Linked DNA regions of Homo sapiens: region 2 is linked to region 1. Evidence: read pairs that join two places in POLR2A ChIA-PET (ENCODE). Cell type or tissue: PC-3. All regions are shown on one strand. Each heading gives the region's core, and the rest is flanking DNA. Links, peaks and the distances in the headings are about the cores only.

Region 1 (16,321 bases), core at 5,670-13,669:
AGGGTTCTCTTGAGGATCACTGCACTGAGAAAGTTATCAGTGTGGCAGGAATGAAAGCCCCATTAGCATTAGAATCAAAGGGCACCTGAAAAAAGACAAACTGAGCTTGCAACTCCAAACAATCATCATTACAGCAAAGCACTCAGAATCCACCCTATCTACCATACAAGTATCTAGGCTGTGTTTTCTTAGGTCAGTTTTGTTTTTAACTGTGTAGTGAGACCCATTGCTGAGTCATAAAATCAGTTTAATGAGTCACAACCAGCATTTGAAAAAAATAAAACAGACTAAAAATCAGAATGCAGCACACAGATAGAGCTTGATGAAACTTGTGTTTCTTTTACATATATGTGCATATGCACGGAGACAAAATGTAAATGTTTTTCATACTGTGACTTGAGGTTAAAAAAAGAAAAAAAGGTTGAAATGCACTGATCTAGAGTATAAGCCCCTAGAATAGTTGAACCTGAATGCCAATGTGCAGCAGAACTAGCTGGGGAGTTTGTTAAAATGCAGATTCCCAGGCCCCACTCTCCAGAGAGTGTTGAGGCTGTATCTTACAGTGGGGCCTGGGACTCAATGTTTAACAAGCTCCCCAGGCGCATGCAATACATCTGGCCTGTGGAACACAATTCAGGAATCACAGTATGAGAGGAAGAAGCCATGTATTTGGTAGGACTGTAATGTAGAAAGCCTGAGTGACTCAGAAAGATGCTTGTTCCATCTTAACCCAGAGACTGGAGAAATAGGCAGAGGAGCAGGTATCTGGGCAGGGAGTCGGGGTGACATCAGTATCTGGAAGGATTCGTCACCTATAGACCATGCTTGTTGTAAATTGTGCTTATAGGATTCATAGCCAAGCACAGGGAAGGGATAAATACCTTCCCATCAGATGGGTTTTACTTAACCCTATGTATTGTGACTTACTTTCCAGTCTGACTCTGGCATAACATTATGTGACAAAGAAGAAAATCAAAATATTTTACCCCAAAACATGTTTCTTCACCGTATTTTGAAATGGCCCTGCAAAGCCGTCCTTGGTGGGGGAAAATCTGCATCTGTAAAGAATCTGTATTAACACAGTTAGATCTTTTTCTTCTAGCCATTCACAATCCTCCTAAGAGATTAACTAAGAGTCTAGCATCTTTTAACAGTCTGAATAGGAAACATTTGTCATCTATGTCTCTAAGGGCGGCCACTATAAGACTTCAAAAGAACCTTGGTCTCCACAGTCCTTTATCTTAACCTGAACATTTCCATTCTATTAATCCTAGGTCTTTAGACAAACTCAACCAATTGTAAACCAGAAAATGTTTAAATTTACTTATAGCCTGGAACCTCCCCCCATCCTTCGAATTGTCCTGCCTTTCTGGACCAAACCAATGTATTTCTCAAATGTATTTGATTGATGTCTCATGCCTCCCTCAAATGTATAAAACCAAGCTGCACCTCAACCACCTTGGGCACATGTTCTCAGGGTCTCCTAAGGGCTGTGTCACGGGCCATGGTCACTCATATTTGGCTCAGAATAAATCTCTTCAAATATTTTACAGAGTTTGATTCTTTTCGTTGACACTTTCATTTCTTATATGTCGTGATTCTAAGAGCATCAGGATAGAGGGAGAGGTTGGAAGACAGATGATCTCAATCACGTCTGCATCAATTAGAGTAGTACTTTTCAAAGTGCGGATCACGGCTTATTAGTGGGTCATGAAATCAACTAAGCACTTTGAAAAATAGAATAGAATGCAACATAATAGATAACATCATGGTGTGTCGCTTATAATAAAGATGTTTGATTGTCTACTGCCATAAAACAAAACAATCCAAAACTTAGCGGGCTTAAAACAACATTCATTTGTTCATGATTCTGCAGTTTGGCAGGGCTCAGTGGGGACAGTTCATCTCCGCTTCATGGGCAGCAGGTGGGGTGGCTTAAATGGGGCTGGAAGATTGATTTCCAAGATGCCTCATTCACAGGGCTGGCAAGTTGTTGCTGGCTATCAGCTGGGAACTCAGCTGGGACCTTGGTGCTTCTCCAAGTGGCCTCTCCGTATGGCTAGTTTGGGCTTCCCACCATATGACAGCTTGGTTCCCAGGGGAAGCATCACAAGAGTAAACCTTCCAAGAGGACACACTTTCCAATAGGCTAGAGCTTACCAAGCCTTCATTTGGAGGCTTGGACCCTTGCTAATGTCTCACTGGCTGAAGCAGTCCAGATTCAATGTGAGAGGGGACCACAAAATAGCACAAATACTGGGAGATGGGGCTCATTGCTGGCCACAAGGGTAAGCATATTTTCTTTTAAAGGGCCAGGTACAGTGGCTGGTGGCTGTAATCTCAGATACTTGGGAGGCTGAGGCAGGAGAATTGCTTCAGCCCAGGAGTTTGAATTCAAGACCTCAGTGAGCTATGATCGTGCCACTGCATTCCAGCCTGGGTGACAGAGCAAGACCTTATCTCGAAAAAAAAAAAAAAGAAAGAAAGAAAAGAGGGGTGTGTGTGTGTGTTTTGCAGTTGTATATCTGTATAAGTAATGGGTAGCAATGGAAAACATATTCCTAATAGTTAATCACAGTTCAGAAAGTTTGGGAAACCCAGTAGCAGAGAGCCTTGGGACACAGGTAGAAGAAAAACTTACTTTCCTTGGTTTCTGTTTCCCTGAGACTTCTCTGTATGTCTATCCCTACCTGTCCATTTTCCTAATAACTTCCCCTTTTTCTTCTTTCTCTTTTATTCCTTTCTCCCCTTTTCTCTTCTTTCTCAGCCCTAGTGTCTCTGTCACTGAACCCTTTTTTTTACATATCACCTTTCACATTCAAATATCTCCTGCAAACATATGCACACACAACCTTAATATAAGCTGGGGTCCCATGCGACCCATTCTCTGCACAGCATCACATATAAATGAGCACAGTCCAGTTGCCAAAAGTAATTTTGCATTTATTTCAATTTTCCTGCAGCTCCTAAAGAATATTAACAGAGATCCTATATAAATTCCACAGACAAACTGTGAAATTCCTTTCTCTTTTCTCACAATCCCCACCTGGCAACCGCTCTGGGGCCCTTCACTTGTCAAACCCACAAAACTCTCAACACTCACTCAGCCCAGCAGGCATTCCCCAACCACCTCCCTCCACTCACTCCCTCTTTCTTACCATAACTCACCTTAGCCTCTCTGGTTCTAACTCTCCCCCCTGTGTCTTGATTCTGTGTCACAAAATATCTGAGAACGCGATTGAAAAACATTGAACTCAAAGAGGGAAGGAAAGACAGAATCTGAAGGAACAACAAGATTCTCTTTCGTTACAACGACTTGATGAGTTATAAATTTCAAAAAATGTGGTGTCTTAGAAAAAGCCCTGAATGTTGAGTCAGGAGAAATTTATTTTAGTTCTGGCTCTGCCGCTAATTAAATGCATAACCTTTGACAAATCATTCAGCTTCTCAGCCTCCAGCTTCCTGATCTCCGTGATAAGTAATGATCCCCATTTCTGACAGTGGTTGTGAGGACTGAACAAGCTGCTGTGTGTGATGTGCCTGGCACACAGCAAACAAGTAAAAAGTGAATTCCCCTTGTGATTCCTCACCTGTAGAAGAGGGCAATGATGTATGCCTTGCTCACCTCATAGGGTCTCTCTAAGGATCAAATTAGAAAATGCATGCAGACACTCTTTATAAACCACAAAGCCCAGTAATGATAATGTATGATATTTTTTGCACTTTATTGAATGCAAAAATCTCATCCTAGTCATATGTGTGCACAATGCCTTTTTCATTACAGGGCTCATAAATAGCTAACATTTCTGTGTGCCAATTATAATTATAAAAATGTAGGGAAACTACCCTTCTTCACTTCCCACCAGCACCAACAACAACATACACCTTGAAGTCAAGGGAATTCTCCCTTCAAGTTAATGAAAAAAGACTTTGTTATTTAACCCAAGTCTGAGGGAAGGGAGCAAAGGTTTCTTAAGCTCAGTAGTTCTCAAAGTGTGGTCCCTGGACTAGCAGCATCAGCATCCCCTGGAAAGTGTAAGATGCAAATTATCGTGACCCATCACAGAGTTACCTACTCAGAAATTCAGAAGGGTGGAGCTCAGCTATCTATGTTTCTGATGCACCCTCAATTTGAAGTGTAATAAGGTCAGAGGAATGGCAGCAGAGTGGATGTGACTCTCCTATGCAGATCTGATAAGGTTTTTGGCAGGGAAACCAGCCCTTGTGGTGTACGATGGTGTACCTGTTTTTAGACACTTAGGGACAAGAAAATGAAAAATTCCAACTGGAGCACAGTATAAAGGAGCACCAGAAGGGGTTCCTTCCCCTCTGTGATAGACTGAATGTTTGTGTCCCCCTAGAATGCATATGTTAACATTCTCACCCCAAGGAAATGGTATTAGGAAGTGGGGCCATTGGGAGGTAATTAGGTCCTGAGGGTGGAGCCCTCATGAATAGCATTAGTGCCCTTATAGGAAGAGACAGAGACAGCTTGCTGCCTCTGTCTCTTCTCTCCACCATATGAGGATACAACAAGAAGACATCTGTCTGCAAACAAGGAAGAGGACCATCACCAGATACCAGATCTGTCACTCCTTGATCTTGAACTTCCCAGGCCTCAGAACTGTAAAAAATATATGTCTGTTGCTGGGCACAGTGGCTCACACCTATAATCCCGGCACTTTGGGAGGCTGAGGCAGGCAGATCACAAGGTCAAGAGATCGAGAACATCTGGCCAACATGGTGAAACCCCGTCTCTACTAAACATACAAAAATTAGCTGGGCATGGTGGCGGGCACCTGTAATCCCAGCTACTTGGGAGGCTGATGCAGGAGACTCACTTGAACCCGGGAGAAGGAGGTTGCAGTGAGCCGAGATTGCACCCCTGCACTCCAGCCTGGAGACAAAGCGAGACTCCATCTCAAAAATAAAATAAAATAAAATAAAATATATATATGTCTGTTGCTTAAGCCACTCAGTGTATGATATGTTTGTTATAGTGGCTGGAGCTAAGACACCCTCTTTCCTTGGGCTCAATGCTCTCCCCCAATTCTTTGGGAGAAAAACAGCTGTTGCCTAAGAAATGTCAAGTGAGAGAATGGCTTTGATTCACAGACCATGCCAGGGTGATGAAAACTTATAAGACAGAAGCATGATCATGATGAGGATGAGGCAAGTGAGGCATCCAGGGTGCAAAATTTAAAGGGCACTTACTTCAAGTTTGTACAAGTGCAAAGTCAGGAGAAGAGAAACCTTCTGCTTGGAGGGGTAGAGAGTCCTGAAACCTGCGAGGTCAAGACTGGGGCAGGGGGGTTACATGAGGAAAGAAGGGGGCATATTTATGGGACACTCTGGAAACATAAGGAATATTCATCATGGGCCATCTCAAAAGAATAGGCACCAAGGTTTTCTCTTGCGTGGTCCAAGGGGACAAGTCTACTGGATTAGAGGGCACAGAACCCATTGTCCAGCCCCTCTGCCAATCCTGTATGCTACAATTGTCACTGAAGAGCTTGATTAAAGACAGATGGTTCTTCTCTGAGTGTGCATTTATGTGCATGTGTTTCATTTCAACCAAGGCAGTAACAGGAAATGAAGTACAGCCATGGTTGCCCCATCGGTGGCAGGCAATAGTGATATCTTCCATGTGACAAAGCAATCCACGCTGATATGACCACCCAGCTGGAGAAATGGCATGCAAGACTAACATCCTCGACTTCCCACCACCCCAGAGGGAAGCTACAATTATACTGTGTGGGTCAGAAGAAAGGGAGGCAAGCATTCATTAGGTAACAATAATGATGGTAATAATAATGATAACAAAACCACTTTAAAGACTACCACTTAACCAAGCACTTATCATGTGCTCAGTTGCTAGGCACTGTGTTATCACCAAATCTGTCATCCCACACAGTAGCATGTCCACTTTGATCAGAAGTACATGAGCTGGGTCACTACACTGCTTGACCCAGGAGCGTTATTCAATAGACTACATAGTCTGTAGCACTGTGCAATGCCCAATCTGAGGGCCTTGGATGGCCTCCCTGAGGCTGCGACTCAAAGATGTTAAGTGACTTGCCCAGGCCACATAGTCAGTTGGTGACAAAGCACCACCTGTGTCTGCTACAGACCTATGTAGAAAAGAGGCCATTTTGTCCCATGGATGGGCATGGGAGGGGAAGGGAGACACCAGCTACGTAAAGATGGGAGAGTAAGGAGGAAAAGACAAGCCAGTGAAATCGTAGCAGCCAGGTATCAGAGGTAAGTAGCAGGCAGCCAGTGGCCCTCAGAGTGAAAGTGGAAGAGGGGATCAAAGGGTCCTCCCTGGCCACTTCCACCTACAGGAGGTCAAAAATGGAGAGAGGGAAAACAGGTTGATATCCTGAACCTTATGGGGCTGGGCTTCATCCATTCCTTTCATGAATATGCACAGACACATGTGCAAACACACACATACACTGAGCTGTACCATGAGCAAGGCACTGTGCCGAGTGTCAACAATTTTAAAAGATTTCACCCAGCTCCTGCCTTTGAGGAGTGCATGGTCCAGAGGAGGAAGCACGTGATAGCAGTGTAGTGTGAATGGTGCTGGAATAGGCTGATGGAACCTCATGAATGCACGGAGAACAGAGGCCTGGTGCCACCCAGTGTGGACGAGAGGATGGCATAGCAGGACTAAGAGGTAGCCAGGAGCCAGCTCATGAAAGGCCTTATATGCTGAGCCAATGCTATTGAGATTGGACTTTGTCTTAAGAGCAATGGGGAGCAACTGAGCAGTTTTGAGCAGGACAGTGGAATTATAGAATTTATTCTTTGAAAATATTCCTCTGGCTTCCGTGTGGAGGAAGGATTAGAGGTGGGTGGCCAGTGAGGGCTTTGCAGTTATCCAGCTTAGCAGGATGGAGCACTGCCAACCCAACCAGAGCAAATGGGGAGGCCACCAGCCTCACCCTGACCCTGGACATGCCCACCATGATGGGAAGACACAGACTGTTCCACAACAACCCCTTGGACCCCAGCCCAGCCCTGGAAGAACCATGTACCTTGACTGGCAGGGAAGCCTCCACTCCGGGCCTGGGCACACATGGGAGGGTAGGGCCCCATGCTTGGTATGGGCTCAGGCTAGCGCTGCTGCCCTGGAGTCAGAGCTGTGTAGAGAGGGGCAAGCCCCACTCCCAGAGAGAAGGAGCCACATGCCGTGATGGCAGGTGGTCGGTGCAGACCCTCAGCTGTTGGGGGAGTGGTCGGGATGCCTGAAATGTCTGGGACCGAGGTTCTGGGTGCAGCCTGGAGAGTTGGGGCTGTGCGTTCTTGTTGCCATTGTTACATTGGCTCATATTGCTGAGTCCTTATTCATTAGGCTGTTGGGTACTTTTAGACACACACACACACCAGTCTGGAGCACAGAGAAAACTGTCATAGGCACTCAAAATTAGAGCAAGTTAGATAAAGGGGCCAGTAAGTACAGACCTCACATGCCCCCAGTGGTGGATTCAGGGGTCACTGATTCTATCCATTCCTACAGATGAACAGGATAAATATACCTCCGACCCCGTCCAGTTTTTCTATCCCATTTAATCACTCCTCAGCTGAGAAAGCCAGAAACTCATTCCTGACGTGGCTGACAAATGCTGGGGAAATCTTTGGTTTTCTTAGAGTGAGCCTCTCTTTGTAACCAGAGAGCAAGAGAAGGAACAGGGCCTTAAAATCACTTCAAGTGGCCTGTGCCTGATCCTGAGGTCCAGAGAAGGAGAATGACTTATTCAAGATCACAGTTTAATCATACATGCCTTTATCCATTCACTCAGCAAACACAGTTCAAACACCTACCACTTGCCAAACCTTCTAGATAGTTATTACCAACATAACCAAGCAAAGTATATGGAATGCCAGATGGCAATGGGTACAGGAGAGAAAAATAAATTGGACAAGGGGATAGACAGTGCTTTGGAGGTAGAGGCAGCTTTAAGTAGGGTCACACTAGAGTGAAGATCGCAAGGAGGTGAAGCTTATTCTGGGGGAAGAATATTCTAGGAAAAGGGGACAGTGAGTGCAGAGTCCCTAAGACAAGGCATGCTGGGGCGCCGGAAGAAAAGCAGAGGATGGTGTAGCTGGAGAGGAGGTAGCCAGGAGGTGAGTTGTAGGAGATTAAGTCAGAGATGTGCGAGGTATGAGGGAGAAGTTCTTTTGTAGAGACTTCACCTTGACTCTAGTCGGATGGGAGCCCATGTGGGCTCTGAGCAGAAAAGGAACAGCTCTGACTTAGGATTTAGTTGGCTGCTGTGCTGTGGATAGACAGACAGTTGGCAAGCCTGAAGTCAAAGAGTCCATGTAGGAGATCCAGGCAAGAAATAATGGTTGCTTGAACCAAGGAGGCAGTAGTGGAGGTGGGAAGAGGAAATCACACAGAGTCTGGCCAGATTATGGAGGTAAAGGCAACAGTATTGACTAAAGGACCAAATGCAAGATGTGAGAAGAACAGAGTCAGAATGACCCCAAGGTTTTTGTCCCATGCTGCTAGAAGGAAGACGTTTCCCATTAGCCATGTTGGAGGATACCACAGGAGAATGGGTCTCTGTTTGAGCATCTTATTCAAGATGCCATTCAACATCTAGTGAAGGTGGACAGGAGACAGTGGACACAAGTCAGGACCTCAGGGACCAGGTCACAGGCAGAGCTAGACCTTGAACTTCAAGATTCACAGATCACACTGCTTCTGACTGAGGAGTGACAGAAGTGCCAGAGCAATCTCACCAGCTCTGGAATGTTCATCACTTGACGGCTGGGCTGGCAATGAAGAAGCTCCATGCAGTCTTTGGGACAACACTGCACCAAGAGACCACAGCAACAGGGGAGCTCGCAGAGTAGAACACTGGCATTCAACCCAAAGCCTCACTGTTTCCAGATACAAGTGAAGGTAAATTCCCTGCCCCTCCCCCTGCCCCACCACATTCATCCATCCTTGAAGAACTCCTGGGAGCTCACTGGGAAACTCACTGAGCAGTGAGTAATATGGTTTTGCTTAAGCCTTGCTCAAGTAGCAGAATAAGCAAGTTTGACTAAAATTCTCTAGATTCACAAATCCCAAAGCCCTAAACTACAGAAAACAGACTAGTCAAGAGAGAGGAAGCTGTCTGCTGGCTATTTGTGGAGCATCACCCAATCAATGAACAAGTATGCATAGACTGCTGGGTGCAGAGGGAGGGGTGTTTAAGGGATGTCTTAATCGGGTTTTCCAGAAGCAGATCCTGAGACAAGGATTTGGTTGCAAGTAGTTATTTAGAAAGTGAACCCAGGAAGCACCAGTAGGAGAATGAGGAAGCAAGACAGGTAATGAATGTATTAGTGAACTGATCACCACTGTGAGCAATTAGGCTCAATTCTACTCTAGGAGGCTGTACAGAATGTATCTCAGGGTTGTCCCACCAAGGGGCAAGGAAACTGAGGTACTTATCCACTAACTCTCTTTTGTTGTTGAGTGTTCTTCCCACAAACCTTAACTTCCAGGCACTTCCAGTTTGTCCCTTTATTAAGCTGACCAATCTCCTGAGGCCAGAGAAAGCCTTCCAGCAGAGACCAGCAGGTGTTTCCAGTAGGACACTGTCTGTGTGTACTGAAACCAGAGTGTCATAGGGAATTAGAAGGACGCAGCACCAACCATAATGGGTTTCACAGGAACTGCCTGGTCTCCACAAATAGGGACTCTAATTTTGGTCTGGATTCTAAGAACCACCTTCACCCCAGTAAATAGGACTGAGATGACTTTTATCATTCCTGTAAGCAGAGATAGAAATGCCAGAGCAAAGTCTCATTGGTCCACACAGAAAGAAGGAAGCCTCGGTGCTCTTTAATTGGAGACCAGAGCTGTGGCAATTCCCAACCAGTGTCAGAATTTTGCAATGTGTTGGAGACAGGCAGCCCTCCCTAGGAATCTACTGAGAGACCCAGATCTTTGGGCCCTTAGTGAGTGTTTGAGTAAATAGGTAAGCAGTGGCTGCGGCTCAGGCAGGAGGGTCCTGGAAGTTAATGTCCCAGCACAGAGCTTCAGCCCAGACCACAGTGCCAACATCCTAGCCCTTCTGGTTAATAATTATCCCTAATTCCTTAGCGTGGGAGGCCTGGAGATGAAAATCACAACTCTCCATGTCCTCATCAGTCTGTTGTATGTGCATGTGTACCAGATACCTACATGCAACCTCATGAAATTCCAGACATTCTCATCAACAAATCCCTTTGTCATCTTCATAAAATCCAAAGTTAAAGGGCCCACCCTAAGAATTGTGACTCATAGATTCCTGGATGGATCAACTCTATGTGACTATTAGAGCTAGTTTTCTCATGCCCATATTGGGCAAAACCTGGTAAACAGCACCCCTGTCTCTCCCTCCCCAAAATTCTGTCTGGATGAGCAGTCCCTTATGTAACAAGCTAAAACCTTTACAACTGACCATATGTCAGGAAACAGTAAGGTGTTTACAAGATACATGAGAGGGGAGTCCCTGTCTTTCAAGAGCTCCTGAGTCCTGCCAATGAACACCTTAAGTACCTGCCCTTTAGGGGATACTTGCTGAAATCATTCCTTGAATAGAATGTTAGAATGGCAGAATGACAGTGGCTGCCACCGATAGGTCAGAGCATTAAGGACTGGGTCTTTTGACCGACCCTAGGATCTCTCTTCAGTGGAACTCTGCCCCCACCAACCCTATTCAGCCTCCTCCTCTATGCTCAGGCAGCTACTGCTTCTCAGCCATCAGTACAGGCTACCTCATTCAAGTTGAATTTGCAATGGCTGTTGTGGTTTTTTGTTTTTCTGACCATGTGGGGAACTCTCATATAGGCTTTGGAATTATATAGTCCTGGTTTGTCCAAAGCACTCTCCACAAACAGGCTGTGTGACCTTCAAATAGCTGCTTAACCCCTCTAAGCCTGTCATCTGAAAGTAGAAATGATAATGATAACATTAGAGTAAACCACATGAAAGTGTCTTTGTAGGTTAAAAATTGTTGAATATTGGCAGTCTCATAGGTTCCACCTAAAACCTTTGTGGGGTTCTGGGGAAGATTCGGTAAGAGAATATATGTATTACTGCTAGGGCCTCAGATCTAACTAGTTTAGGACCACAGAAGAAGGTCACGTTCCCCTTAGTGTCTGAACCACATCTCCTGTCAAATATCTACAGGATAGGAGTTCGAAGTCTATTCTTACAGGATTCCCAGTGATTTCAGGAATCCTTGTGGCCTCTTATTCCCTCCCTTGTGTTCCCCTCATAAAGATGTTGATGTTTATTGTGCGTTTACTCTCTGCCAAGTATTGTGCCAGGCTCTTTGTACATAAACATCGATGTACCTCTCTACCCATGTGAGGTGGGTGCTTCTACTATCATCCCCCTTTCACAGATAATGAAACTTTAGATATGAGCTAAGAGGAATGAAAAAATTAAAAATAAAAAAAAAGCAGATAAGGAAACTAAAGTGCAAAGAAGCAAAATGTTTTGCCAAGGTCACAAGGACCTCAGGGTCCGTATGGTTGTAAGAAGCAGACTAGGCCCTAAGGTTTCTTCCATGTCTGGCATCCTAGGGGGTTAGGACTGCCACTGAGATGCTGAACAAATGATAAGGCAGGCACTTCCCCGACAAAGAATTTGTGTTGGTGGCAGGAGGAGAGAAGAAAGCTGCGACCAGGAGAGCTGAGCCAGGAGCTTTTGCCCACCTCATCATCTAAATGAGCATCAGACTCTCAGGTGTTGCAGATAAAATCCCCTGGCATGTGATCATAGGTGACATCTACCCAGCGCTCATGATGGTAATGCCAGGCACTACTCCAAGCTCCTTACATGATCAATCATTTAACCCTCACAACCTTGGGGTCTAAACAGTACTGTTAGTCCCATTTTACAGATGGGTAAATTGAGGTATGGAGCTGTTAAGTCACTGGCCCAGGATCACACAACCAATAAGTGACCCAGCTGGAGATGGAACACAAGCAGGCTGGCTCCCAAGTCCATGACGTGAACCATACCAGATACTGCCTGTCAGAAGTGTAAACAGCCCTGTCTCATAATCACCTCCTTTGATTTGGAAGCCTAGACCAGGGGTCAGCAAACTATGGCCTGAGAGATTCAGAGCTAAATCTAGCTGACCAACTGTTTTTATAAATAACATTGCATTGAAATACACCCACATTCATTTATTTATTGACTGATTTGCAAAAAACAAGGGCAGCAGTGAGTAGATGCAAGAGATCATAGGCCTGCAAAGCATAAAACATCAACTTTCTGACCCTTTATAGATAAAACTTGTTGACCCCTGACCTACAGTATGCACCTAAGGTGTGTCCTATGTGTCCTAAGATGGCTCCGACACTTGCTATGTGACCCCAGACAAGTTGCTTTCCTGAATCTCCATTTCCTCATCTGTAAAATGTGCTTGTGGGAATTTGGTGAGGAAGTGTGTGTATGTGTAAGTGCCTGACCCAAGGCAGGTGTTTGATAAGGGTTTGCAGCTATCATTGCCAATAGTATGATGAAAATTATGACTGATTCCTATGATATCACTGAAGACAGGGCAGAGACCTTTATGGCCACTTTATGGGCAATGAAACCCTGGTGCAGAGAGAGGATATGGTGAGAGGCAGAGCCCAGGTCTTCCCAGTCCAAGTCCTGCACTCTGCTGCCTCCTTTCCCCCGCCTTCCAATCCATAGCTGCCCTAGTCCTCATTTATGTTTGCCAGCGTGCGGAGCAGCCCTTCTGTGTTTGTGAGTTTTCGGCATCTGTAAGTACCCACAGCCGCACAGAGCTCGCCAGCACAGACATTTGTCAAAGATGACATGCCAGTCATCCATGCCACCGGAGACAGTGACAGATGCGCTCTCCAGCCCCACCATCCAGGCAGTGGAGGATAGATGGGGCCTTGGCACCGGCGCCCGCTCTTGGCCTGGCATGTGCAGGGAGCTGCAGACCAGGCAAGAGACAAATTGCAGCCTGGTCAGTGGGCAGGAGGCTCAGTGTGCATGCAGGCAGATGTGGCTGCAGCCTGCCCCTGAACCAGACACCTGCCTGCCCTCCCCAGTGTCCTAGACCTGCCCAAATCTGGTGTTTGCTTAAGATTTGTATGTGGTCACTGATGAGGAGGTGAGTGCTCACGGGCTTTGGGTTGTTTCCAATAATAATAGTGACAATGGCTGATGCTAACATATGCTGCTCTGCTGTTCTAAGTCCTTAGCATACATCGAGCTCTTTAATCCTTAGCCATCCGGTGGTGGAGGTACAGGAAACTGAGCCTAGAGAGGTTGGAGGCCTCTTCCAAGTTCACACATTAAGTGGCAGAGGCAGGAATCAAATCCAGACACTCTGGCTCCAGAGTTCAATGCCCCTCAGGACTACTGTCTAATATTTGAGAGCCTGGAGTGGAGGAAAAATCGTGACTAGGCAAAGGATTCAGGTAGGCAGGGCTCACCACTAACCTGAGTGGACAGGAACAGGTTGCCCTGCCTCAATTTTTCCACCAGAAAAAATGAGCAGTGGCTGCTATTGCAAGGCCCTGCAAGGTCCCAGACCAGCTCCAGGGCAGGCCTCTCTGTTCTTCTGGGACCCTTGGGCACTAGGTCCTCTGCCGACACACATTCACTCCCTCCGCCTAATAATCCCAACCCAGATCCCCTGGAGTATCATCTCGTAGTTCATTAAACCATCACCTCTGTGTCCCTGAGGCAAGCTTGCAGTCTGTTGAGATTTTGTAGGGATGTTTATGGCTAGTGGCAGCAAAGGGAACAGACCACATAAAACAAAAAGAGACAGTATGAGCTCTTAAAAAGTTTCCAAAGTCTGGCATAAAAGCTCCCACAGGTGTTTCATTCATACAAATGACCAGCTTCCCTCCGCTCTGGATGAAGGGTTTGGAAAGACCAAAGTCTGGTTCAGTCCAGCCAGTCTCCTATTGTGGGACCTTCCTTGCGAAAGTACCCTTCTTTCTCTGAGCCTTGGTTTCCTTGTCTGTAAAATGGGTATAATGATAGTACCTATCTCATAAAATTATTGTGAGGATTAAAACACAAAAAACACTTAGAACAGGGCCCGACACAAAGCGAATGCTCAACAAATGCCAACTGTTCTCATTCTCTGGTTTTTAGTTTCCTCAGTGGGAAAATGAGGAGGTGAGTTTTGTGCCAGGTATGGGCTTCTGGCTCGAACATTCTGTGACTTCATGATGTTCCTAGGGTGCTTCCTTGTCTCCTCCCACTTGCCTGAGTCTTTCTTCTTTGTTTCTGTGAGCCCCAGCCAATTAGTTTACTCACAAGTGTAGGGTAGAGAGAACTACACAAACAGGAAGTGTTACCACTCATACTCACAGTGGTGAATCATTCCAACCTTCCATCAAGTGGATCCACCTCCATTGGTCGACACAGCTGGGGAATCTGAGCTACTGTGGCCAGAACTCTGTTGACCACATCCTGCAATGACAGACCTCAGAATCCTTCCTGAACCTTCCATGGGAAGGAGTCTGTGACAGCCCACCTGTGTAGACTGGGCCTCATCAGCCTGAATTTGCTGAAATAAGTAATTCCAGTTTCCCTGAATTCATGCAGAGGGCACCCACGCTGGGAAGGAGTTTCTCTGGCTTTTCAAGCTCCATAAACACTTGAAAAGTCATTTTATTTTTCAATCTGTGGGCAGGATGCCACCAAACGAGGAAGCCTCATTAAACAGACCTTGAAGGCTATTTCTTTGTTGTTTTTTTTGTGGGAGTGGGATGAGGTTTGGTGTTGGCTTTTTTTTCCCCCACTGATGCTTTTTGGATAAACACATAAATCAGCATCATCTATATTCATTAGATATCGTGCCTTGTTCAGTACAAAATTACCCCTGTTTTGCATGACTTTCCCCCCTTGTGATTAATATAAATGACTTAAGTTAATTATGTTTCTCTTCATGGAAAAATGTATTTGTCAAAGTGCTGAAACATCAATAAAAAATAAACACTGTCATTTGAAGAAGGGCTCATTTGCAAATGAGTAGCTGGGGTGTGGGGAAAGGAATGGACTCACCCGTCTGGAGGTGTCATTCTGATTGAGTAGGCACACTTCATATTTACTAACAATGACAAAAGCATTTTTCTTAGTTAAGCACTCACAGGTCCTGATGAGGTAGACTGATGTCATCATTATTAACAATAATGACACCTCAGGCGTAGAGAAAACAATTTTCCTTACTAGAGAAAACTAACGCTGGGTATTTTACCATCCAGACCTCCAAAACTAGGCCCAGCATGGGGACTTTGCAGGAATAGACCAAGAGGCAAATACAGATGATTGGAGTGGGAGGGAAGAGAAGTGAAGAAAAGCAAACCATGGAGCTGGTGTGGCATCTCAGAGCAACATGGAAGCTTAGGGATGAGACAGCACAAACACCTCCCTGGGCCAATGACAAGACTAAGAACCAGAGAGGGGACTTGCCCCTTGGGTAAACAGCATATTAGTGGCAGAGCCCAGAGAGAACCCAGGACTCTTGACTCCTAGACCCCCACCCTTTCCCTGCACTCTGCTGCCTCCCTTGCCACCAGGGATCAAAGGCTCCCCCTCACTTGAGTAAGTGGTCAATGGCACCAGCAAGGTGCAGGGGCTCAGACTGCTGGACAGTCAGGGCCCCAGGGAAATCTACAGGTTACTGACTTTTTTCATGGTATCTGGAATAGCCTTTCCCCACACTGACTGTCTTAGTTTGGGTTTCCTGAAGGCAGACCCTGAGACAAGATCGTAGGTGCTGGTGGTTTATGTAAGAGGTGAGCCTAAGACACCAAGTGAGGTGGAGAAGTGAGACAGGGAAGGGAGAAAAGCCAATACAGGGCACATGTATGAGGGGGTTACTGCTTTGGACACTTGGACTCACTCCCCCCAGGAGTGACTGCAGAGAATATGCCTCTGAGTTGTCCCGGTGCTGGACAGGGAAGCAGAAATATTTATTTACTGACCTCTGGGGACTTTAATTTCCAACCCCTCTGGGTCACCCTGTACCTAAGCTGAGCAAACTCCCATAGTACCAGAAAAACCCAGAGATCCAAAACCCTGAGCAGGTGAGTGGGAAGCGCTAGTGGGCACAGTCACTGTCTATGGCAGATGCACGTGAACCTGGAGGTGGTATGGGGGGATGTGGGTGGGGCAGGCATGTTATCTACTACATCACCCTTATCTAAGTGCTCCCAGCCTTCCAAGAAATCCCCCCTCCAAGTAAACATGATCATCTTGTCTTCTGATGGTCAGAAACCATTCATCTGGCCACCTTATTTTACTTATCTTCTTAAATATTATTTCTGTCACCCTAAATAT
Region 2 (16,321 bases), core at 3,393-11,392, 61 kb after region 1:
GGAAGCCAAGAGAGAAAGAGATCAGAAACATAAATTTTGGAACCATCAGAGTCAAGATAGCCTTTAAAGCCAGAAGTAGATGAGATCAATGAGGGAGCAATGGTAGACAGAGAGAACCTCTGAGGTCTGCAGGGCTCCAACCTTCAGAGGTTGAGGAGACAAGGAAGGACCCCTAAAAAGGGGTCACAGCTAGAGACAGGACATTGAGGGAGAGGGCATCCTAGAAGTCCACACTGCAGAAGATCTGAGGGGAAATGGGAAGAGAGGTCTGGAGAGAGCAGTGTAGACAGCTCCCCTACAGTGGAGTGTGTGCCTGGGAGTCGGCATCCCAGCTGCAAGGAGAAGCCCCAAACGGTATGGCCATGTTTCTTTTATCTCTGGGTCTCCCCAACACACAGTAGGTTCTCAATCAAAATCTACTGAGTTGGCATCAGTTAGATGTCCTGTTTATGGCTGAGGCAAAGTCTGGAGATTTCCCCTACCTCTCAGGCCCTCGCTGCAGGCCTCTGACACTCCAGGGATAGCTGGCAAGCCCACAAGGCCTCCCTGAGGGTCCTTCTCTCTCAGAAAATATCAGCACATGTGTCCAGCAGGGCCTTTGATGGCTTCACACAAGAGGAGAGTCATGTGTGCATTCCTGGCTCTCTGGACAAGAAATAAATGTTCAGGCGGAGAGGGAGAACTTGGCTGAAGTGGAGGAGGGAATTGAAATCACTGAACAAAATAACAGCAACACCAATAACAACCATTTATTGATCTCCTGTTCTGTAGCAGACGCTAGGACAAATGCAGGGCATTTGTTGACATTGTCTTTCATCTCAGTCCAGTTCAGTCCATCTCCAGTTACCTGGTGAGGGAGGGGCTGCAAACCCCACCCTACAATGAGTTACCCTGCTGCCTGAGGCCACATACACAGTAGCTCCAAGGCTGATGTTCCTCAACCACTGTGTGAAGATTTATCATTGAAGAAAGGAGAGATGGAGGTAGGAATAGCAAAGGCTAAAGACAAAGCTACCCCAAGCAGCAGCATCTCCTTCCATGACTTCAACTCCACTGACACCAGGCTGACCTGGGCTTTCCCTTTGCCTTTCCCACCATCACCTTTGCTAGCTGGTGGGACTTTCAGGCCAATGGGTTACATGTTTAGAAACAAAATTGGGCAGTGGGCTGGGGCCAGCAACCACAGAACCTTCCTCCTCAGCCATTGTCATTAAGTAGGCAGAGATTTCCTGACCTTGTCAGTAGCCCTCTATTAGTCCATTTTCATGCTGCCAATAAAGGCATACCCAAGACTGGGTAATTTATTAAGAAAATGAGGTTTAATGGACTCACAGTTCCACATGGCTGGGGAGGCCTCACAGTCATGGCAGAAGGCGAGAGGCACATCTTACGTGACAGCAGGTAAGAGAGGAAGAGAGCCAAGTGAAAAGGGTTTCCCCTTATAAAATCATCAGATCTCATGAGACTTATTCACTACCATGGAACAGTATCAGGGAAACAGCCCCCATGATTCAATTATTTCCCACTGATTCCCTCCCACAACACATGGGAATTATGGGAGCTACAATTCAAGATGAGATTTGGGTGGGGACACAGCCAAACCATATCAAGCCCCTCAGCCAACATTTTCATGGTGGCAGCTGCTCATGAAGTGTAATCTAAAAGGACATAAAAAACATTCATACACACATACACACACACATACATACATATACACACACAAACATTCATCACACACTCAAAAAATCTCTCCCATTGGCTCACCTCAGCACCTGAAATTCTGCCAATTTAAGGTCCTGTGGAGACCAGAGTAGTTGTTATGTTTATCAATATGTGTATACTCACTGCACTTCAGGGAAGCTGGAGTTTAAAGGCTGGAGGACTAGGACCAAAGAAAGAACAGTTGTGCTGGTGGAGAGAAAAGGAAGTGAGACAAGCTGAGCCTTGCCAGAGAAAAGGCAGCCAGGATAGTGCAGAAGAGGGAAAGGTGGAGGCTCCCGAAGGGATGGAAGCCAAGCATGGAAGAGGAAAAGAGTCGGGTCTTTTTCTGCTCTCCTAAGAGTTCTGGTTTGGTATCGTGGTTGCGAGTGTGAGATCAAACAACCAGGCCGGGAGCAGTGGCTCATGCCTGTAGTCCCACCAGGCTGGTCACCTGAGGTCAGGAGTTCAAGTCCAGCCTGGCCAACATGGCGAAACCCCGTCTCTACTACAAATACAAAAATTAGCCAGGTATGGTGGTGGGCACCTGTAATCCCAGCTACTCGGGAAGCTGAGGCAGGAGAATTGCTTGAACCCAGGAAGTGGAGGTTGCAGTGAGCCAAGATCACACCACTGCACTCCAGCCTGGGTGACAAGGGCAAAACTCCATCTCAAAAAAAAGAAAGAAAAGAAATCAAACAACCAAGGCCCAAATCCCAGTGGTGTCACTTGCTAATTACGTGGCTTAGGAAATTACTCAATCCTCCTATCTGCATCCTTAAAATGGGAAGAATGACAGTACACATCTTGAAGGGTGATCTTGAGGCTTCAGTGAGGTAATCCATGCAAGGACCTTAGCACAGTTCCCAGAATTGAATAAACACACAGTAAATGTTTAATATTATTATTAATATTTAACTGAAGTCTGCGGCCTGTTTCCACCATCAGCTCCTCCAGCCATGAGTTGGAGTCTGCCAAGGATTTTAGAGTTCATTGATTCTCTGGATGTGAATCATTGTAAACAGATAGATTGGTGTCTTCTGTTTGGAGACAATATCTCCCCTTCTTCCAATGGCAGAACATCTGGTGACTTCCCAGGAGATAAAAGGGTGGAGTACAATAAAGGCCAGAAACCTGGTTCTCCCTGAGGGAGCAGAATGAGAGGAATAGGTCCCGGTGGCATATGCTGCTTTCCTTGACCTTGGCACCTGTTCCAAGCTGGCAGAGTGCAGAGGAGGGAGCACTGGGGACACAGAAATTGGTGTAACTCCTACAGACAGCAATGTGCTCATAGCTCAAAATTTTAAACGCGTGTCCCCTTGACCCTAAATTTTGGTTTCTAGGATTTTTTTTTTTACAGATATGCCCCCACATACAAAATGATGTAAATGCAAAGTTATTCACTGCAGGATTTGTTATGACACAGAGACTGGGAAAAAAATCTAAATGTTCACACTTTACTGAATATATTATGGTCCATCCATACAATGGAATATTATGCAACAGTGGAAAACTGTGAAGAAATGTCTATAAACTGATTATGAAAAGATCTCCAAGATCCATTGTTAAGTAAAACAGCAGGGTCCAGAAGAATGTAGAAAAAGTGAGAAAAAGTAATATGTATTCAATATGCATAGACTATATATTCAATATGTATAGAATAACACCAAAAGAAAACTCAAGAGATGATAATATTGGTCTCTGAAGAAGGGATCCAAGAAGCCAAAAGACAAGATAGTCACTGACTTTTCTTTCATATATTTTGAATTTTAAAATGCTGAAGACAACTAAATTTTGTTTACAAGCACGGGACTTGGAGTCAGACAGACCCAGGTTCAAAACCCAGATCCACTGGCTATGTGATGTTGGGCAGGTCACTTCAGATCACTTTAATCTCTTTGAGCTTTGTTTCCCATTTGTAAAACAAGGATGAGAATAATACCTATATCACAGGGTGGTTGTGAGCATTCACTGAGATGGTATTTTTAAAAATATCCTATGTGGAGACAGGCATGGTGGCTCACACCTATAATCTCAGTGACTCAAGAGGCTGAGGCAGGAGGATCGCTTAAGCCCAGGAGCTCGAGGTTGCAGTGAGCCAAGATCACACCACTGCACTCCAACATGGGCAACAGAGTGAGGCTGCCTAAAATAGAAAACAAAACAAAATGGGGAGGTAGCTACAGCAAAGATGACTTTTAATAAATTTTTGATGAATCTGCATTTATTCCCTTCTATATGCCCAGGAGAGCATTATAAGGTAAGGTTCAGGATTGCCAGTAGATGGAATAAAGAGAAATGAAAGTAAATATCTATCTTACAAGGAGTGGAGGGTGGCAGGTCCCTCAGTGCATGTGTGCTGAGGAATTCGCATCACTCACATGTGCTGAAGAGTCCATCCAGCTCACCGTTTATAATGCCAGGGTTTGCGGGGGGCAGTCCCCATCACCAGGTCATTGGATCCTCACTGAGGACCCTATGACATGAACAAGCTGGAGACTCCTGGTGCCATTTTACAGATAAGCTCTCCCAGGGAGCTGCATGATGGGCCTAATGTTATTAATCGAACAGACATGAGTGGAGAGGCAGTAGGTCAGTGTGAAGTGAGCATAGGTTCTGGGAAGAAAACAAGTTCTGGTTGGCCATTTAACTGTGCTGAGCCTCAGCTCCTGCAGCCACAAAAGGGAGATCATAACACCAGCTGCAAAATGTTGTGTGAATCAGAGCTTCAGGCACTGTGACCAAGACACGGGAAAGCTCAGTCAATGGAAGCTATGATTATTTGTGTGGGATTATGATTGGAGGAAGGCAGTGGGGCTGTGTGCCCCCAAAAGTGCCTTAACCACTCAAAAACAGAATCTCTGCCATGAAGGAGTTCACAGTCTAATAAGAGAAAGAGACAGATCATCTCTATTCAATAAAGTTCCCCCTAAATAAAAATATGGTTTACATCAGTTAGAATGACGATCATTAAAAAGTCAGGAAATAACAGGTGCTAGAGAGGATGTGGAGAAATAGGAACACTTTTACACTGTTGGTGGGACTGTAAACTAGTTCAACCATTGTAGAAGACAATGTGGCGATTCCTCAAGAATCTAGAACTAGAAATACCATTTGACCCAGCCATCCCATTACTGGGTATATACCCAAAGGATTATAAATCATGCTGCTATAAAGACACATGCACACGTATGTTTATTGCGGCACTATTCACAATAGCAGACTTTGAACCAACCCAAATGTCCATCAATGATAGACTGGATTAAGAAAATGTGGCATATATACACCATGGAATACTATGCAGCCATAAAAAAGGATGAGTTCATGTCCTTTGCAGGGACATGGATGAAGCTGGAAACCATCATTCTCAGCAAACTATCGCAAGGACAGAAAACCAAACACCGCATATTCTCACTCATAGGTGAGAATTGAACAATGAGAACACTTGGATACAGGAAGGGGAACATCACACACCGGGGCCTGTCATGGGGTGGGGAGCGGGGAGGGACAGCATTAGGAGATATACCTAATGTAAATGATGAGTTAATGGGTGCAGCACACCAACATGGCGCATGTATACATATGTAACAAACCTGCACGTTGTGCAGGTGTACCCTAGAACTTAAAGTATAATAAAAAAAAAAGAAAAGAATGTTCAAAAAAAAATACGGTTTACACAAGTGTATTCCTGTATATCATGGTCTCATTATAGGTGTAGTGCCAGGTGTTCCCATCGGCCATGATTAAAAATATCAAGAGGTGGGTGTCAAGGAGTGGAAGGGTGGGAAGGCCGGAAGCAAAGCAGAGAAGTTTGCAAAGATCCCTGCAACGATAAATGAAGATGGGGAGGAGTCAAATGGGGCCTCCAAGGAGCTTCCTTTGCGAGGCATTGGTGAGGAGGGAGTGCAGTGAGCTGTGTACGAGAGGCTGAAGCAGGGACCTGGGCCTAGGGCACCACAGCAAGCATCTTAGGGAGGGGGCTGACAACTGCAGCCCCAGGTGTGCTGATAACATCACATGCTAGTCCTACTTTCCTACTTTATTTTTCTTGCGAACCTTAATTATTCCAGAGACTGAGTCAACAAACAACCCTGAATCATAAAGTCAAAAGGCCTTCACAAAAGGATGCTGATATTAGCACATTGTGAACTTACTCTGTTGGGAATGCGATCTTTCAGAACAACCCAGGAGCAGGGTACTATTTTCATCCCACCCTTCTACAGACGAGGAAGCAGACTCAGAAAGATTCATTCATGTCTGAGGTCACACAGCCAGCCAGGGGCGAAGCCAGGATTCAAGCCAGGTGTGTCTGATGAAAACACTCCTGCTCTTCCTCACTTCACTGTAGGTTTTGAACATACTTTTTTTGCTGCTGTGAAGGAAAATAAATGCAGATGTGGCAGCAGTAGTATATGAATCTATGCATGTGATAAAACGTCATAGAATTATGTACAAGGCATACTAAAAAAAAATGAGTACTTGCAAAAACTGGGGAAATCCGAGGAAGATCTATGATCTAGTTAATTGCATTGTGCCAGTGTTTGTTTTCTGGTTTTGATAATGCACTGTAATTAGTCAGATGTCACCTTTAGGGCAAGCTGGGAGATGAGTCTACAGAAGCTCTCTTTTTGCAATTTCTTGTGAGTCTATGCTTTTTTCGAAGTAGAAATCTGGAAAAAATACATGTAGAAATCTCCTGTTGAAAATACAAACAGGGCCAGAGTAGGACCAAGGAGACTCAACAGCTCCTAGTAAGTAAAGAACAGCACCAGGGCATTACCAGGGCAGTAGGAGCCTTCATTCCAAACGTTAAGAATTACAAAATGATACAGCTGCCCCCTTACTTACAGGACTCTTGTATAGCTTTATTTTAGGGTAACCCAAGTTTTCCAGATTCACCTGGCTACAGGGGGGGCTCACCTTTACAGATATCACTCATGTTTCACCAATCTTTCCCCTCCTTGCTATGACAGAGCTTCCAGCCCACCCCAAACCTCACCCACCCAGTCACTGCTGGGGCCCTCTGGAGGTGTCTCACACAAGCCTACTGGCCAGATGCTGTAGTCTGCTGCTCACCTGCTACCCTGTCTGCAGGTGCCCTCTGTGCCCAGAAATTCCAGGGTGTTGCGTCAGCAGGGCCCCTGTGCCAGGCACAGAGGTGACTAGGGTCTGTGCCCAAGAATGGCCTCTGGATCTTAGCAAACCCCAACCCAATTCCACTGGACTCCCCTGGCCTGAAGCTTCTCTGCATTCCACACAGAAAGTGGGTGGATGCCCACTGAAGGTCAATCTTGATTGCCTGGCACCAAAGCAGGGCAGCATATGTCCAACAGAGCCCTCATGAAAACTGCTCCCAAATCCTCCACTCTGAGGTTTAGAGATGTGTGCAAGGTTTTGAAACACAAATGCAGTTACAGTAAGAGCTAACATTTACTGAGCATTTACTATGTGCCAGACCAAGCAATTCACATGGGTAAACTTGTCTAATTCTGATAGATAGGTAAGCTGCTGCCACAAAGAGACCCATCAATAATAACCCAGTGGCTTAAAGAAGATAGAAATGTAGTTCTCTCTCACATAATCTGAGGGAGTCCCCCTGGTCAGCAGCAGCTTTGCTTCAGGCAGAGTCCACGGCCCAGGTTCTTTCCATCTTGTTTCTCTGCCATCCCCCAAAACGTCCTCAGCCTCATGGTGGCAGCTGGGTCATTGCCATGCCTGTTTGCAGACCAGGAGGAGAGAGGCAGCAGGCACGAGGCATGCTGATCGCCCCACATCACTGGGCCTGGGACTCTCATGCACCACTCCACTCACATTCTGCTAATGAGAACATTCTGCAGGTGAGAACTTAGTTACACAGGCTCACCTAACTGTAGGGAGTCTGGGGAGATGGGGATATGTGTGCCCGAGCAATTCTTTTACAGTGAAAGAAGAGAAAATGTGTTCTGGTGGACCATTGTCCCTCCACCACACTTCCTCACAGGTATGACCAAAGATGTTCAGAATGGTTAAATGCTTGCCCTAGGTAAAAACTATCTAATCTGATAAGTTAATTTTAACCAGTGAAGTAGACCTGGACCCCTTTCAGATAAAATATGCGTTTTGTGTGTTTTAATAGGGATCCAATGGAGATGCAAAACTTAACCCAGAAGCATAGCTCTAGCGGGAGATACAGGGTCGGGGGTTTGGCAGGGCTTTTTGAGTGGCATCATAGTCCGGGCTTTAGAACGGGGAGTCTTGAATGAGTCCAGGTCCTTCATATGGGAAAACCACTAAAAATCTCAGCCCTCAGCTCTGAGACAGAATCCAGGGTGATAATGGATGTGGCACAGCTAGTGAGCTGCAAGTGGCTGTCACATGTAGGGGGTTATTTTTTATCTAAGGGGATCTGCACATCCCACCACCAAAGCTGCCTTTTGGGAAGGTAACAGGTGACCCTGTCCAAGGTCTGGGCTGAGGATGAACAAGTTTCCAAAGGTGAGCTGCAAGGAGCTTGACAGGAGTGTGTGTGTGTATCTGTGTGCATGTTTGTGTTCGTGTGCACACATTTGTGTGCATGTGTGTGTATATGTGCAAATGCACACGAGCAGCTTCAGCCAGCTGAGCAGCCAGTCATTTATTCATATGGATGACTTGATTTTTGATTGAGTTAACAAGTACTTATTAAACACAGTTTTGCAAAGGCCTGCAGTAAATTGGAAGCTATACAGGAACCCTATAAGTTTTTACAACCCTGCATTCTTCAAATATTGGAATAATATAAAAGATAAGTAGGGAGTAAGAGGAAGGAAGAGCAAACACTAGAGAAGGAGGAGCCATGGGAAAGTGGGTTAGAAGAGAAGGAGGAGGGTTGGTTGTCCTTCTGGTTTCGAAGCACCAGTGGGTCCATTCACCAATGAATACAAACCAACCTATTGTGCAAATTATTAAACTACATCATCTGTCCTAGTCTGAGCTAATATTCACTACAATGGCTCATGTTGCTGAGTGCTTACTAAGCTCCAGGCACTATACTAAGTGTTTTATATATTCTATCTCATTTAACCCTGACTACCCTGAGGACTGGCACTATTATTGTGGCTCTGTTATTAGCCTATTTTATGGGTGCAGAAATGAAGGCAGACAGATGTTAAGCAACTGACTCAAGGTCACACAGCTAGTAAACTGCAGACTCAGGCCTGTCTGATTCCTAACCTAACCACCATGTCTAACACTTGTTGCCCATAGGCCTCAGTCTCCTCGTTTGTGAAATGGAACCACTACATCCAGCTTTGCTTGCCCTATGGGCTGTTGCAAGGATCCACTGAGAAGTGATTGCCAAGGTGCACTGTGAACTTACAAAACCTAATGTAAAAGAATCAAACCACATTGCTCCAAGTTTTGCTAAGATGAATCTACCTTAGGATCATCTAGAGAATAAAACAGTTACTAGCAACCAAGATTAAATTAAGCCTCCTCTGTTTGGAAACAACTTTAGAGGAAGGATGTTGTTGATTTGCCTGGCAGAGAATGGTTCCAAGCCTAAGAGCTCACAGTTGTTTTTATCCCAACCGCCTTATCAGAATATTTAGGAATCAATAATGTAGTGGCATGCTCTGAGGATTCTCAAGAAGTCCTATGGCGAGCCCCACATGCAGAAAAACTAAAAACCCCTGGTCAATAATCAACACCAACTTGCCAGCCATTGACTGGGTCACTGTGGAAGTGGATCCTCCAGCCCCAGTCAAACCTTCAGATGACTGCTGCCTCATGGAGTCCCTGAACCAGGAACTGCTCCTGACTCCTTGAGCCACAGACACAGTGAGAGATTATAAATGACTACTGTGTGAGGCCACTAAGTTGGAGGGGTTGGTAATTTGTAATACAGCAATAGATAATTCATACAGCACCTATGATACCTTGTGACTTAAGTACAAGGTTATTGGGTATTAACCAAAATTCTAGTTTTCAAGCAAGAGAAACTATTCTGGTACATGTAAGCCAAAGGGGAATTTTCAGGGAGGGCGTCAGGGCTCATCAAATCCAAGAAAAGACTGGAGACTCAAGTGTAGGATCCTCTGGCAACAGAACTCCAGCTCCAGTTCAGGGAGAGGAACAGCCAGGTTTCCACACCTCCATGGCTCCAGAGAGCCACTAATCATTCCACACATCTTGATTTAGTCCGTTCAGACTGCCATAAAGAATACCAAAGACTGGGTGGCTCAAACAGCAAACATTTGGTTCTCACAGTTCTGGAGGATGGGAAGTCCAAGATCAAGGTTCTGACAGATATGGTGGCTGGTGAGGGCCCTTTTCCTGGTTCTCAGACCACCATCTTCTCATTGTATGCTCATGTGGTAAGAAGCAGAGAGAAAAGAAGCAAGTTCTCCTGTGTCTCTTCTTATAAGGGCACTAATGCCATTCATGAAGGCTCCACCTTCATGACCTAATTACCTCCCAAAGGCCCCACTTCTGAATAGCATCTTATTGAGGGTTAGGATTTTAACAAATGAATTTTGGGGGCACACAAACATTCAATCCATAGCACAACCTCCGTGTACTCACTGAGGATTCAGTGTCTAGAGTGACAGAGACATTGATCATGTTCCAGCCCCCTGACTGCACCAAGGGTGAGAGAAAGCATCTGCCCCTTGGTATTATTTCCCTCTGAGACAAATCCCACTAGGGAAAGATGATTCTTGAAAGCAAGTCATGGTGCTTTTAGAGAAGGGGATGGGATGCTCTGCAGCCAACATCAATAAATGCCCAGCCAGTGGTCATTAGATGGTGTTACAAAGAAGAAGGCCTTGAATAATACTGAACCAGGCTACGTGTAGGCTGTGGGCTTTATAGTCATTAATCCTCACAATAATCTTAAAAGGAGGATGATATTATCCCCGTCATCCAGACAAGGAGGCAGAACCTCAGATACATTAAGTAACTTGCCAGAATCCACGTGGAAAGTGATGAAGCTGGCTTCTAAGTTAAAGTCTATGGGGTTCCAGAGTCCTTACTTGTCCCACATAACCAGGCTTCCAAGAAGGGCCTCAAGGGAATGGAACCACATTCTTGCTTTGATGAAGTCAAATAAATTAAAAAGAGTTTATTAAGGGAAAGAGACAGAGACTGAAGTAAAGGGTTCACCTGATCTTCTCCCAAGGAAGAATGTGCCTGAGTCATATCTGACTGGCTTGACCCAGAAAGAAGAGGGTAGTCACAGGCAGAAAGGAAGGACAACACAGGCACACAGAGACGGGCGGTCTCCAGAACTCAAAACTTCCCAAGGGTTTACACCCTGTGTACTGAACATGGTCCGCTTCTGCCACCTAGCCACAGATGGTCTCCTCAGCCACAGCACAAGAAGCCCAACTGTGGTGAAAGCCTGTGGGTGGGTATGCAGCAAGCACAAGCCACATGTAAAGGCTTTCCTGGTAAATTTCCAAGATGACCAATGCCACTGAGTCCTCTTCTCTGTCATGTGCCTTCTTCATATTTATCCGAGATTCCCAGGGACAGGATGGCCAGCTCCTCCTTTAGATTAGGGAGGGTGGGTCCTTCCCCACCCCCATCTATACTCTCTGCCCCACTAAAGAACTTTTCTATAATCCCATCTTCACCATACTCAGCATTTGCCAAATATTATTCTTCATTTTCTAATTGTGTCTTTTCTAGTTTGTTTGGAAATGAAATCTGGTTTCACCTGAAGGTTGAGAGCTAATATGAAGCATATTCCTGCCCTTGGGCTAATATCTTTATGACATCATGACACTAACCAGCTAGAACTGACTTAGTTTTTGTTGGCCAGAAGCCATAACATCTCTGCCAACAAGAAACTAGCATAGGCTGGATTAAAGTCAGCATGAGAAAGATTACCTGAAGATAAGAAAATAAATGAAGGCCCACCATGCTTCTAAGCACATAGTAAATAGTCAAATATGTGCAGAGGAGATGCATAAACATATCTGTGCAAGGCTTTCAAAAGGATCAGGAAGACAGGTCTCACAAAAAAAGCATTTCCAGGCTTTGTATTTTACAGACCAATATTTTTGTGTTTTGTTTTTTATTTTGGGGAGGAAAATCCACACAGGATTATTATCTTTTTACTTTACCAAGTAGAGACATTTTAATAAAGCTTTACCATCCTTTCATAAGATAATAGACCTGTTAACACAAGCCAAGTATGAAGTATAATCACAGAATAAAGGACAGTCTTTCCAGGGAAAAATCATCGGCACACTGGATACGGGTCTTTGTTTTACACTATATAGTCCCTCTCTGGCTAGTTTAAGCACAAACAATATATTATGGAGCCCAGATAGATAGTTCACAAATCACTGGAAAGGCTGTAGGGATATACTCCAAGTTGAATTCCATATTAACACCCCAAACTATGCCACGTAACTTACCACTGAGGGAGCTGCTGCCACAGCCGCTGACCACTCTAGCTCCTCAAAATGAGCACCAGCTCTGTGCCCTGTTCAGCTCCCTCCATTATTCCAAATTACCCCTCCATATTCCAAATCAAAGTCCTGCATGAGTCCCAGCTGATTGGCTGAACCTAAGCATATCTAGATCCCCATCTGCCAAGGAGTCTGGGAAACGTAGTTTTAGTTTTCAGCCTCTGCAGTACAGGGAGGCACAGGGGCTGGAGAAGGCATGGAGTGAACCAGTTAGCCACTGTTGGTGAGCTTTTTGTCAGACCACAGCACTTCTAAAACATGTCAAGGTCTAAGCCTGGGTTACAGAATCACATTTGGGTGTACTGGCATGAGAGCCATCCTAAGGAATGTGTGCAGTCACGCTTTATTGAGAAGATTCTGAAGGTCAGTGGTCTTACACAGGCACCTTATCAAGGTTCTGACAGATATGGTGTCTAGTGAGGGCCCTCTTCCTGGTTCTCAGACCACCATCTTCTCATTGTGTGCGCCCATGTGATAAAAAGCAGACAGAAAGGAAGCAAGCTCTCCTGTGTCTCTTCTTATAAGGGTGCTAATGCCATTCATGAGGGCTCCACCTTCATGACCTAATTACCTCCTAAAGGCCCCACTTCCTAATACCATCTTATTGAGGGTTAGGATTTTAACATATGAATTTTAGGGGCATAGAAACATTCAATCCATAGTACATCCTCAGTCTACTCTGCTGCCAGAACCTTGATATGGCACCTACTGAGTGAATGGCTGTTCTTAAGAAGGGAATTTGCTGCCTGAGGCTACAGCATGACCACACTCTGACTGTAGTAGACATCTGTCATATTTGTGGCTTCTCATCAACTTTTGAGTAGCTTTCCCGTATCTGGGGATATTCTCATGTAATAAGTCTCATCTCCCTAATATTGAAGTCAGAGATCGAGTCAGAGTTCAGAGCGTTCAGGTGTCTTTGCAGCTAAGATTCAGGGATGTGGTCTGAGCTCTCACAACCCAAGGCCTCCACTAGAGATTTGATTCAGAAGTGAGTAGCATAAAGAGCAGGCAGTGCACGGAGCTTCTGTTTTTGCTGGCATGGAAGGCAGCAGAGGCCTTAGCTTTCAGAAGTGGTGGTGAGGGGCCGGGCACAGTGGCTCACGCCTGTATTCCCAGCACTTTGGGAGGCCGACGGGGGCCAATCACGAGGTCAAGAGAGCAAGACCATCCTGGCCAACATGGTGAAACCCCGTCTCTACTAAAAATACAAAAAGAAATTAGCCAGGCGTGGTGGCGGGCACCTGTAGTCCCAGCTACTCAGAAGGCTGAGGTAGCAGAATGGCGTGAACCCGGGAGGTGGAGCTTGCAGTGAGCCGAGATCGCACCACTGCACTCCAGCCTGGGTGACAGAGCAAGACTCCATCTCAAAAAAAAAAAAAAAAAATGTGGTGGTGAGGTCTGGTTCCTGCCTCAGAAGTAGCATCAGTGGTGGTGGCAAGAGTGGCTGCAATAAAGTCAAGTTCCTGGTGTCCAGTGCTCAGTAGCAGCAGCCATAGTAATACCAGTTTCCCTCCATGATCTAGCCCTACAGCACAGTTTAGGGCATTGTTCTTGGAAACTTTACCCCAAATCTATTTCTCCACCCTCCAAATGATTGTTTGTCCTTCAGTTTCCTTTATTAAATCCCATCTGCCTCAACTAGCCAGAGTGAATCCTGTTGTCAGCAACCAACAACCCACTTGATGTGCTAGATAAGCCAGGAACACTGACCCTGAATCTACTGCCTCTACACCAGGCTGCAGTGTGAACCATTTCTGCAACAGAGAGTATCGGCCTGAACCTCATCTCCCATTGCCTTCTTGAGTCAGGTACAAAGAAGGATGGGAGGAAAGCGTACTTCCTTCTGACTCCCAGCTTTCCAGGAGCTCCTACAGAACAAGAATGTTTCTTCTTCACTGGATTGTTATCACCAACAATTTGTGCAGGGCTTAGCACAGAGTAGGTATTCAGCAAATGTTTGACGAATTAATAAATAAGTGAATGGTAAAAACACTATAAAGTTATACCCAGCTGGATTCCTAACCCAGATCTGTGCTGTCCATTAACAGTACCCACTAGCCACACATGGCCACTAAACAACTGAAATGTGGCTAGTGCAATTGAGGAACTGAATTTTTATTTTATTTCAGTGAACTAAAATTTAAAAACTGATACCTAATCCCATTTTTGGAAAACTTTTGGCTCATTTGTGTATGTAAATGTACATTTTAGCTATAAATTGTATAAAAGCTGAATACAGATGAAATCTTTCCAATGAAAAATTAGCATACAAATTGAGATGTGGTGTAATTGCAAAGTATACACCAGATTCCAAATAATATAAAAAAGAATGTAAAATATACTATTAATGTTATATTGATTACATGTGGAAATAATATTCTGAATATATTAGGTTAAATGAAACATTAAAGTTGACTTCACCTATTTCTATTTACAATTTTTGATGTGACTACTAGAAAGTGTAAAATTATATATGTGGCTTTCATTGAATTTCTGTTAGCACAGATCTGAACATTAGCATAAATATTGCTCAGTGGTCAAAGGGGATGCCAAGGACACACATTTCCTCTGAGCACTAGAGGCTCCAACCCCACAGACCTAGGCCCAACCTTACCCTTTCATTTCCCCATCGCCTTTCCCCAGACTCCAAATCCAGCAGGAGGAAGTGTAGACGTGGGCCTCTGCAACATGTGAAAAAGCAGAAATCACAAACGCAGTGTTTTTCAGCAGGTGATTTAGGCAACTCTTCATCAGGGAAAGGGCTGGAAGTAAGGCCACAAGCAGTGATCAATTGTTTGCTATTTGAAGGCAATTCAAAAAGAAAAAAAAATCCCCAAGTGAACGTTCCTTGGGTGACCAGTGTGCCACCTCTGCATAAGTCTATGAAATCAAAGGCCCTGGGACAGCCTCTAATATGGTAGCTTCATTCCAAGGAAGAGTTTAAAGCACAAAGAAGAGCTGTTCTAGTTAGTATGAGTCAGGGCTAAATGTTAAGTCTCCTGATGCTCACTGGGGCACACCATCTCTCAGCATTAGGTGCCAATACATAACATGCCAAATGGGTTTGATGTGAGAAAGGAAGTGTCTGCCTTATAGGAATCACTTGGCCTGCATCTACCCCAGGATTTCCAAGCCTCCCTTTGCCAGCACTGGAAACGCATTTTGAGAAATTGGAGTTGGGGCCAGAAAGCATTCTATTCCCATCACTGGAATCTGTGTGGCTTCTATTTGCAACTCCAGTAGATGTGAAACTCTTAAAATGATTTTTTCCAGGGTAGGAAGGAACACAATGATGTCTTTGGCTAAACAGTGCCGGGCTACTGCACAGTTCAATCCTGAGCTAAGTGAAGGGGGAAAAGTCCGGGGCACTAATCTGGCGTGACTGGCAGCACCCGATGGGGTAAGGAGGACAGATGAGAAGGGTAGGAGAGGACTGGTGGGGATAGGGGAACAGGGAAGGGATGGAAAGGCCTGCTTCTGAAGGCTTGCATCTAACAGAAAAGGAAGGGAACCTCCCTGACTTACCATGCGGGACCCAGGTAATTTTCATACTGGAAGCACAATCTACAAAATGCTTCCCTCCAACCCATCCCCATAGGTACAATTTTACCAAATAAAATCATTCATACTCACATCCAAATTTGCCAATCTGAGCAAAATATAGTTAGTAACAAAGGAAGGCAATTTTCATATTTTATCATTCATCATAGAAAAAAAGCTTTAATATTTTTTAATTAAATACAGAAGAAAATTGTGTTGCCAGAGAGATTGTTTGCCTGCCTTTGAACAAATTAACAACACCTGTTTGCAAACAAAAGAATTTCCAGAATGGAGTCAAACCCTTTATTCTCTGTTCAGGACCCAGCCCATTCATGTCTTTTGTATACAGTATCAAACACATAGTAGGTGCTGAATAAGTATCTGCTGACTGAATGGGGTGCCTCTTTTATCCCTATCCTTTATTTCCCAACCCTAAACTGGATCTTGATCCATGGGGAAAATATCCCCACCCATCCATTCCTAGAGTAGCCCTGTCTCTTTCAACAGTCTTTGATACATAACATTGGTTTAGAGACATATGCCTGAAGGGAAAAGAGGGAGGGTTTCAGGCAGAGAAAGAAACACACAAAGACAGGGCACAGAGACTAGGCAGAAACAAAAAGATCTAAGACAGAGAGAGAGAG

Evidence for each region. Peaks named below come from ENCODE experiments on the same cell type or tissue, not always from the same donor. Only the 100,000 strongest peaks of a DNase experiment are listed, where the experiment ranks them.
Region 2: POLR2A ChIA-PET joins it to region 1 with 6 read pairs; 2 of 35 experiments call an interaction of 5 or more read pairs at or near these places.

The regions. Positions count from the first base shown.
Region 1 is chr6:40,948,085-40,964,405 of GRCh38, forward strand. All of the region lies in intron 1 of LOC101929555 (a long non-coding RNA gene), which reads right to left. Among named protein-coding and RNA genes, the nearest start is that of UNC5CL, 83 kb to the right of the region's middle. RefSeq lists a silencer at 1-180 and an enhancer at 1,021-1,873. In PC-3, for the core only: no CTCF peak of the experiment used is centred there; DNase peaks (open chromatin) are centred at 10,307 and 13,157; H3K27ac peaks cover 2,094 bases.
Region 2 is chr6:41,011,066-41,027,386 of GRCh38, forward strand. LOC101929555 (a long non-coding RNA gene) reads right to left here and starts at 12,215. Exons shown (of 6, transcript NR_110873.1): 1 at 12,081-12,215. It overlaps UNC5CL (unc-5 family C-terminal like), which reads right to left. Exons shown (of 9, transcript NM_173561.3): 9 at 15,830-16,321. In PC-3, for the core only: a CTCF peak has its summit at 10,999; a DNase peak (open chromatin) is centred at 10,906; H3K27ac peaks cover 573 bases.